Linked DNA regions of Homo sapiens: region 1 is linked to region 2. Evidence: read pairs that join two places in POLR2A ChIA-PET (ENCODE). Cell type or tissue: A673. All regions are shown on one strand. Links, peaks and the distances in the headings refer to the core of each region. The heading gives the core; the rest is flanking DNA.

Region 1 (4,395 bases), core at 154-4,153, 140 kb after region 2:
AGTATTACACTTTTAGGAGTGTAGTCACCCTGTCCCGTTCTGACGTCCCTAAAGTGATCTGCAGACACAAACTACAGCAGGCACATTATAACGACCATAAGTGGGGCCATCAGGTACAGAAAGGGCCTCAGAGCACATATTAGTCAATGTATACTCAACAAACAGCCACAACTTTTATTTTATTTTGAAAATTTCCAATCCTACAGAAAAGTTAAAAGAATGATACAATGAATAACCAAATACCATTCACCCAGCTTCACAAGTTGTTAACATTTCGCCTCATTTGCTTTAGCTTCTCTTCATACACAGATGTTTTATTTTTTGACAATTAAGTTAAATCATTTGAGTCATTTGACAATTAAGTTAAAGACATCAGGTCCTTTTATCCGTTAATACTTTAGCCTTTATCTCTAGCAACAGGGACATTATCCTGTATAACCATAATACCATAATCACATCCAGGGAATTTCACATACAGTACTATTAACTAATACACAGTGTAAATTCACATTTTTCCAATTGTCCTTAAAAAATGACCCTTTTTTTTCAATTCAGGATCTAATCAAGGATCAACAATGCATTTAAACTGCCATGTTTCCTTTAATGTAGAACAGTCCCTGCCCCTTGCCTTTTTATGTCTTTCATAGCACTGGGGTGCGTGTGTGTGTGTGTGTATTTTTTTTTTAGGTGGGGTCTCACTGTGTCGCCCAGCCTGGAATGTGGTGGCACAATCATGGCTCACTGCAGCCTCAACCTCTTGGGCTCAAATGGTCCTCCTACCTCAGCCTCCCAAGTAGCTGGGACTATAGGCATGCCACCACACCTGGCTAATCTTTAATTTACAGGGTCTTGCTTCATTGCCCAGGCTGGTCTCAAACTCCTGAGCTCAAGTGATCCTCCTGCTTCAGCCTCTCAAACTGCTGGGATTAGAGCATTGACATTTTTGAAGAATATAGGCATTTGTCTTGTAAAGTGTCTCACAATCTGTATTTGTCTGCTTATAACTTGATTCAGGTTAAACATTTTTGGGAAAATGCTACATAGTTGATGTTACATACCTCACACTGCAACACATAAGAAGGTACATAATAAGGTCGGGCACAGTGGCTCACGCCTGTAATCCCAACACTTTGGGAGGCTGAGGCGGGTGGATCACGAGGTCAGGAGATCGAGACCGTCCTGGCTAACAAGGTGAAACCCCGTCTCTACTAAAATATACAAAAAATTAGCCAGGCGTGGTGGCGGGCACCTGTAGTCGCAGCTACTCGGGAGGCTCAAGCAGGAGAATGGCCTGAACCCAGAAGGCGGAGCTTGTAGTGAGCCGAGATCGCACCACTGCACTCCAGCCTGGGGGACAGAGTGAGACTCCATCTCCAAAAAAAAAAAAAAAAAAAAAAAAGAAGGCACATAATAATAATTTGTTCCATTATTAGTGCTGTTCTGTTTCACAACTACTGTGATTGTTACTTTTTTTTTTTTGATACGGAGTCTTGCTCTGTTGCCCAGGCTGGAGTACAGTGGTGCGATCTTGGCTCACAGTAACATCTGCCTCCCGCGTTCAAGCGATTCTCCTGCCTCAGCCTCCCGAGTAGCTGGGATTACAGGTGCCCACCACCATGCCTGGCTAATTTTTGTATTTTCAGTAGACACAGGGTTTCACCATGTTAGCCAGGCTGGTCTCGAACTCCTGACCTCAGGTGATCCAACCACCTCGGCCTCCCAAAGTGCTGGGATTACAGGCGTGAGCCACTGTGCCTGGCCTGCCCTAGTCCCACTTCTGGCCAACTCAACTGGAGCCCCACAGGAAGGTTTGGAAATCAGTGTGTTGACAAGCTCCTCGAAGAGGTTGATGGGCAGCCAGATTTAGGAACTCCTGCTTAGAGAAGACCCATTGTAGCCTCCATGAGGGGACTGTTCCACAGGGCATACAATGGTAGGTGGTAGTTATGGATCTGCCTCATGTGCCAACAACTGGCTCCCACAGGTGTGAAATGCGGGCAGAGGGGTTCAACCTAGACAGGTCTATTGTACCCCAAATGTATAACCTACTCAAGGTTTAAAAAAAGAAGTCACTGGCCAGGCGCGGTGGCCCATGCCTACAATCCCAGCACTTTGGGAGGCGAGGCGGGCAGATCACCTGAGGTCAGGAGTTCGATAGCAGCCTGACCAACATGGAAAAATCCCATCTCTACTAAAAAAACAAAAAAATTAGCTGGGTGTGGTGGCGCATTCCTATAATCTCAGCTACACAGGAGGCTGAGGCAGGAGAACCACTTGAACCTGGGAGGCATAGGTTGCAGTGAGTCGAGATTGCGCCATTGCACTCCAGCCTGGGCAACAAGAGCAAAACTCCATCTCAAAAAAAAAAAAAAAAGTCACTGTAACTACAGAAGCTACCAGATCTATGGTTCTCCAAATTTAGTCTCTACCAGAAGCACCAAGGAACATCACCCTCAAAGATTCTGAGTCAGACATCTGCAATGGGGCCTAGGAATATGTATTTGCAACAAGCTCTCCAGGTAGTTCAGAGGCAGGTGGTATAAGAACCATGCTTTGAGAGACCATGGCTTGCTCTGAACTTTATCTGTGATATTTCAAGAGCAAAAGGTTGGGAAAAGTATCTTGGCCTTCATTTGAAGGCTACTTACAAAAACAAAGAAACAAAATCTGAGATCAGATGGGAAATGCTTCTGAGCAATTAGCCACAGAGAAACATATATCAGATGACATGAAAGAAACCCTCCATGAAACACGACAAGGGTGCAGGGTGGCACAACATAACACAGAACTTGCTGCTGGAGGGCACAGGGGAGTACCCCTCTCTGCCATGGCCCAGTTGGTTTTCCAACCAGGAAACACCAGGCAAAACAAGCCATCCTCATGGTAGAATTGGGGCATAGTACTCCCAGGAAAGGCCACTCCACAAACATCAAAATATAGCTGCTAGTACTCAAAGTCAACCAGGCTCATGGCAAAAGGACCAGCACAGCAGCCAGCCCTGGCCTCCTACCTGACTGGAACACGTATCGTGCCAAGCCCTGCATTAACTCTGCGGGCCATGTTGGTGGGGCAGACTCCCCAGTTTCTCTCTTCAGACGAAAGGTCAACTCAAAGCCAAAACCACTAGGTCCATCTGTTCCTGTAAACCTGAAAGACATAAAAAGCAAGTGTTTTAAGCTCAATTACCTTAGGAAAAACACTCTCTTGAAAGTCTAAAGTTCTCCCCCTTTTTATGGTGGCCTCAGTATCCAAATCCTCCATTCAGAGGAGTATCCCAGGATGTGAGCCTTGTGGGGAGGGAACCTGAGAAGCCCATAAGGAACCAGAACTCTTGCCTCATCCTCCTGCCAGCTGCGGGTATGTGGATGTGACCTTGGCCTGGCCAAATTCTACTGCTGGCACTCTGAATTATGAGTTCCAAATTTTGTGGCTCTGGAACATTCCTTCCTGGATGATTGAGGCAACACTGCTGAAAATCTCCCTTGTTCATGCTCCTTATTCCTTCAAGCTATTAATAGGCATCTACTTTGTTTGCTAAGGATACATGTCCTGTGAGCCACAAGGCTATATGCTCTGTGATATGGTTTGGCTCTGTGTCCCCACCCAAATCTCATCTTGAATTGTAATCCCCATAGTCTCCACGTGTAAAGGGAGGAACCAGGTGGGAGATAACTGGATCACAGGGGTGGTTTCCTCCACAGTGTTCTTGTCATAGTGAGTGAGTTCTCACAAGATCTGATGGGTTTATAGGGCAGTTTTCTCTGCTTTTGCCCACTCTCTTGTGCCTGCCACCCTCTTCTCCTTCCACCAACATTGTAAGTTTCCTGAGGTCTTCCCAGTCATGTGGAACTGTGAGTCAATTAAACCTATTTTCCTTTATAAATTACCCAATCTCAGGTATGTCTTTATATCAGTGTGAGAATGGATTAATACACTCTGTGAGGATGAGACCCTTTCTCCACTCCCACCTCCACTCTGCCCACAAGGGTACAACCTTGGGTGGCACTGGCTGGCCTCCAGACTCAGCATTTGTGGACAGGTCCTAAGGCAGATTCCAAATACTGGGTGGGCCCATATTCTTCCTGAAACTCAGCACCCAACACACACTCCTCAATTAGCACAAGCTCTTCCTGAAACCTGGCACTCCACATGTACTCTTCAATTGCTGGAACCCTAGAGATGCATGGGTTGCCCTCCCTTCCCATCCCTCAGTGACCCAGAATAATGAGGATGACTGCTTCTGTGGCCACAATTCATTAAAGTGACAATGAGAGAAAGCAGGAATCCCTGCCTCCCTGTTTGTAGGAAACACTCAGGAGCCCCAAGTCTCAGGGAAGTCCCTGAAAGGGACTTCCATCAGAGAGGGCAGTGATGTGGATCAGAGAGCTGGGCCTG
Region 2 (4,395 bases), core at 165-4,164:
AAGACAGTTGGTAGTTTCTTACAAAGCTAAACATAGTCTTAGCATACAGTCCAGCAGTACTCCAAGATATATACCCAGTTAGTTGGAAATTGATATTCCACACAAAATTCTGCATAGGAATGTTTATGGCATCTTTATTCCTAATTGCCAAAACCTGGAAGCATCCAAGATGTCCTTCAATAGGTTAATAGATAAACAAACTGTGGTACACCCGTATAGTAGAATATTGTTCAATGATAAAAATACATGAGCTATCAAGTCATGAAAAGACACAGAGGGGCCGGGTGCGGTGGCTCATGCCTGTAATCCCAGCAGTTTGGGAGGCCAAGGCGGGCAGATCACGAGGTCAGGAGATCGAGACCATCCTGGCTAACACGGTGAAACCCTGTCTCTACTAAAAGCTGGGCGTGCCGGCGGGCGCCTGTAGTCCCAGCCTACTAGGGAGGCTGAGGCAGGAGAATGGCATGAACCCAGAAGATGGAGCTTGCAGTGAGCCAAGATCGCGCCACTGCACTCCAGCCTGGGTGACAGAGCGAGACTCTGTCTCAAAAAAAAGAAAAAAGACACGGAGGGCTCACACCTGTAATCCCAGCACTTTGGGAGGCTGAGGTGGGTGGATCACCTGAGGTCAGGAGTTCGAGGCCAGCCTGGCCAGCATGGCGAAACCCCATCTCTGCTAAAAATATAAAAATTAGCCAGGTGTGGTGGCACATGCCTGTAATCCCAGCTCCTCGAGAAGCTGAGGCAGGAGTATCGCTTGAACCCAGGAGGCAGAGGTTGCAGTGAGCCGAGATCACACTACTGCACTCCAGCCTGGGTGACAGAGCGAGACTCCGTCTCAACAAAAAAACAAAAGTGTATACATGTTTCAAAAGCTATAGACTCCTTTTTCCTCTTTCAATCATGAGTTAGGAAAAAGCAGGTGGCTGAGAGAAATTACATTCCTATCTGTTCATCTGCTGGATTAAGGTATCTTGAAAGAAATACCCAAGGAAGAGAAGTATATAAAGACATTAATGATTGTAAGTCTCCATAAGGAGGTCTCAGAAACTTTCTGGTCTCCAGGTAAGGGTAATTTTAAATCATAAGCTCTAACAGCTTGAGGGCAGACTGCAAGTTGGTTGTAATATAATGTAACCCTGGATTCCACATTCACATGATCTGAGAGTACCTGGGAATTAACGTACAATCCAGCAAAAATCGGTTCACAGCAACACTAGAGAAGCTTCCTCCAGCTGCATCCTTGTACTCGACACTAGTACAAGATAATAGTTTGGATTGAGAGTCAACCTTTCATTATTTTCCAGTGCTGTTTGAGATTAAACAAGTATGAGGGAGGAACTGAGTCCCTGGGATTAGATTCTAAGGCCTTGTGACTCACAGCCCTGTCTGCCAGTTTTGTAGCAGCTTAGAGTGAAGGTGGTGGATGGGTTATATTTGTCTATGTTTAATAGTCTTCCATTGTTGGTTGAAAAAGACTTATTACGCTAGACTCCACACTGCCTAGAAGAGCAGGCTTGAGGCTTGACACAAGAGTTGCCTGGTTCATTCTTTCCCATTATCTCTAGAGTACCGTAATCAAATCTTGCTTTATAGAGCAGGTCGACAAATTGATCCAGGCTGCCTCCAGTTTTTGTACAGCCTTCAAGCTAGGAGTGGTTTTTACATTTCTAAGTGGTTGGGGAGAAAAACGCCAAAAGAATAATGTTTCACAACATGTGAAAATTATATGAAATTCACATTTCAGTGTCCATGAAGTTACTTGGAACATAGCCACATACATTTGTTTACAGATTTTCTGTGGTTGCCTTCTAACAATAACAGGAGCGTTCAAGAGTTGTGAAAGAGATTGTATGGAAATCATCATTCTCAGTAAACTGTCGCAAGAACAAAAAACCAAACACCGCATATTCTCACTCATAGGTGGGAATTGAACAATGAGATCACATGGACACAGGAAGGGGAATATCACACTCTGGGGACTGTGGTGGGGTGGGGGGAGGGGGGAGGGATAGCATTGGGAGATATACCTAATGCTAGATGACGAGTTAGTGGGTGCAGCGCACCAGCATGGCACATGTATACACATGTAACTAACCTGCACAGTGTGCACATGTACCCTAAAACTTAAAGTATAATAAAAAGAAAAAGAGAGATTGTATGGGCCACAGAGGCTAAAATATTGACTGCTGACCTCTTACAGAAAAAGTTTGCCTACCCTTGCTTTGGAGTATTAAATTAAATGGTTCTCTAAACTGTGTCTGGTGGTGCATGCCTGTAATCTCAACTACTCAGGAGGCTGAGGTGGGAGGATCCCTTGAGCCCAGGAGTCTGAGACCAGCCTGGGTAACATAGCAAGACCCCATCTCAAAAAAAAAAAAAAAAAAGAGGTTTGAAAGACTAAGAGTAACTCCTAGAAGTACCAGAGTTATTCTTAGGGAAGACGACATTGAGAACATCTGACATGAGCTTTATTAATTTGAGGGTTTGTCTAAGAAATAAAACTTGAAGTGTGATGGAAGGGAGGGGATAGGGTATCTTCCATTTCTCTTTAGGCCGAGAAATAATAACAGCCTTTTGACAGATATAAATGTCTTTTCAAGATATATTCATGTTACTACTAATCATTTACTGTATTATTATTAATATCAGCTTTGTGTTTAAACTTAACATAATTTAAACAAAGTAGGCCAGCCACAGTAGCTCATGCTTGTAATCCCAGCACTTTAGGAGGCTGAGGCAGGTGGATCACTTGAGGTCAGGAGTTCGAGACCAGCCTGGCCGACATGGTGAAACGCCGTCTCTACTAAAACTACAAAAAAATTAGCTGGGCATGGTGGCGTGTGCCTGTAGTCCCAGCTGCTGGGGAGGCTGAGGCAGGAGAATGGGGTGAACCCAGAGCCGAAATCATGCCACTGCACTCCAGCCTGGGTGACAGAGCAGAGCAAGACTCTGTCTCAAAAAAAAAAAAAAAAAAAGGAAAATAGTGAAATCTATATTGTAGAGTTGTAATGAGGGTTAATAGAGTAGACCTAGTAATGTTTAGTGACAACATCAAGTGCCCATTAAATGTAGCTATTTTATCCCACTTGGTTTTCCTAAATCCTAGACTTTGGAGCATTGCTGAAGGTATTTTCTGGGCATCCCTATTTAATTAATTTGTGTATTTGTTTGTTTGGCCTTCATAAATGAGATGAGACTCACCAGTCAATTTCTGTATGTTGTGCTAATTGGAATATGCTGATTGGGGATCACCTGCTCCTTTTGCAGAAATTGCCCTGTCTTTTCCATCTCTGCTCACTGAAATAACCTTCTTCTTTTCCTTTATAGATATATGTAATCGACAGTGCAGACAGAAAAAGATTTGAAGAGACGGGTCAGGTAAATAATTCTTTTTTATATCAAAGTTCTTATATATATATATGTATGTACTTTTTTTTTTTTGAGACGGAGTTTTTGCTCTTGTTGCCCAGGCTAGAGTGCAATGGCATGATCTCGGCTCACCCCAACCTCCGCCTCCCAGGTTCAAGCAATTCTCCTGCCTCAGCCTCCCGAGTAGCTGGAATTAGCATGCACCACCACGCCTGGCTAATTTTGTATTTTTAGTAGAGAGAGGGTTTCACCACATTGGTCAGGCTGGTCTTGAACTCCCGACCTCAGGTGATCTTCCCGCCTCAGCCTCACAAGGTGCTGGGATTACAGGCGTGAGCCACCACGCCCAGCCTAGTATATTTTTTAAATACTAATTCTTCTGTTGAGATAGTTCCCAAATAACTGGGTATTCATTAATCAACCTTGTAAATGTGTGAGAGTGAGGGAGGTTTTTGTTTTGTTTTGTTTGTTAACCTTTACAGTTCAAACAAGACAGTTATTCTAGCAAGCAGGCAAAAATACCAGTTGTCTGAAATTAGTTGAGAGTTCTTTAAACAGTTTTTTTTTCCCCCCTCCAAAACGGAGTTTCACTCTTGTCACCCAGGCTGGAGTGCAATGGCACAATTTCAGCTCACTGCAACTTCAACCTCCCAGGTTCAAGTGATTCTCCTGCCTCAGCCTCCCAAGTAGCTGGGATTACAGGCGTGCGCCACCACGCCCGGCTAATTTTTTTGTATTTTTAGTAGAGACAGGGTTTCACCATGTTGACCAGGCTGGTCTTGAACTCTTGACCTCAGATGATCCACCCACCTCAGCCTCCCAAAGTGCTGGGATTACAGGCGTGAGCCTCCATGCCCAGCCTAAACAGTTTTCTAATTAAAGCTTTTTAGCTTTAATCAAATTGAATATATGAGATACAGACAAGTGGAACTTAGCACCATGCCCAAAGGCTCTTCAGGTTTTTTCCCAGGCCATGTGAAAACGAACCCAGAGGAACAAGTCACTTCTCATTTTTATTTACAT

What was found. Peaks named below come from ENCODE experiments on the same cell type or tissue, not always from the same donor. Only the 100,000 strongest peaks of a DNase experiment are listed, where the experiment ranks them.
Region 1: POLR2A ChIA-PET joins it to region 2 with 5 read pairs; 2 of 35 experiments call an interaction of 5 or more read pairs at or near these places.

What each region holds. Positions count from the first base shown.
Region 1 is chr10:102,548,722-102,553,116 of GRCh38, reverse strand. SUFU (SUFU negative regulator of hedgehog signaling) reads right to left here. Exons shown (of 12, transcript NM_016169.4): 3 at 3,011-3,147. Among named protein-coding and RNA genes, the nearest start is that of SUFU, 47 kb to the right of the region's middle. In A673, for the core only: no CTCF peak of the experiment used is centred there; no DNase peak of the experiment used is centred there.
Region 2 is chr10:102,688,879-102,693,273 of GRCh38, reverse strand. It overlaps ARL3 (ARF like GTPase 3), which reads left to right. Exons shown (of 6, transcript NM_004311.4): 4 at 3,331-3,381. Among named protein-coding and RNA genes, the nearest start is that of ARL3, 23 kb to the left of the region's middle. In A673, for the core only: no CTCF peak of the experiment used is centred there; no DNase peak of the experiment used is centred there; H3K27ac peaks cover 544 bases.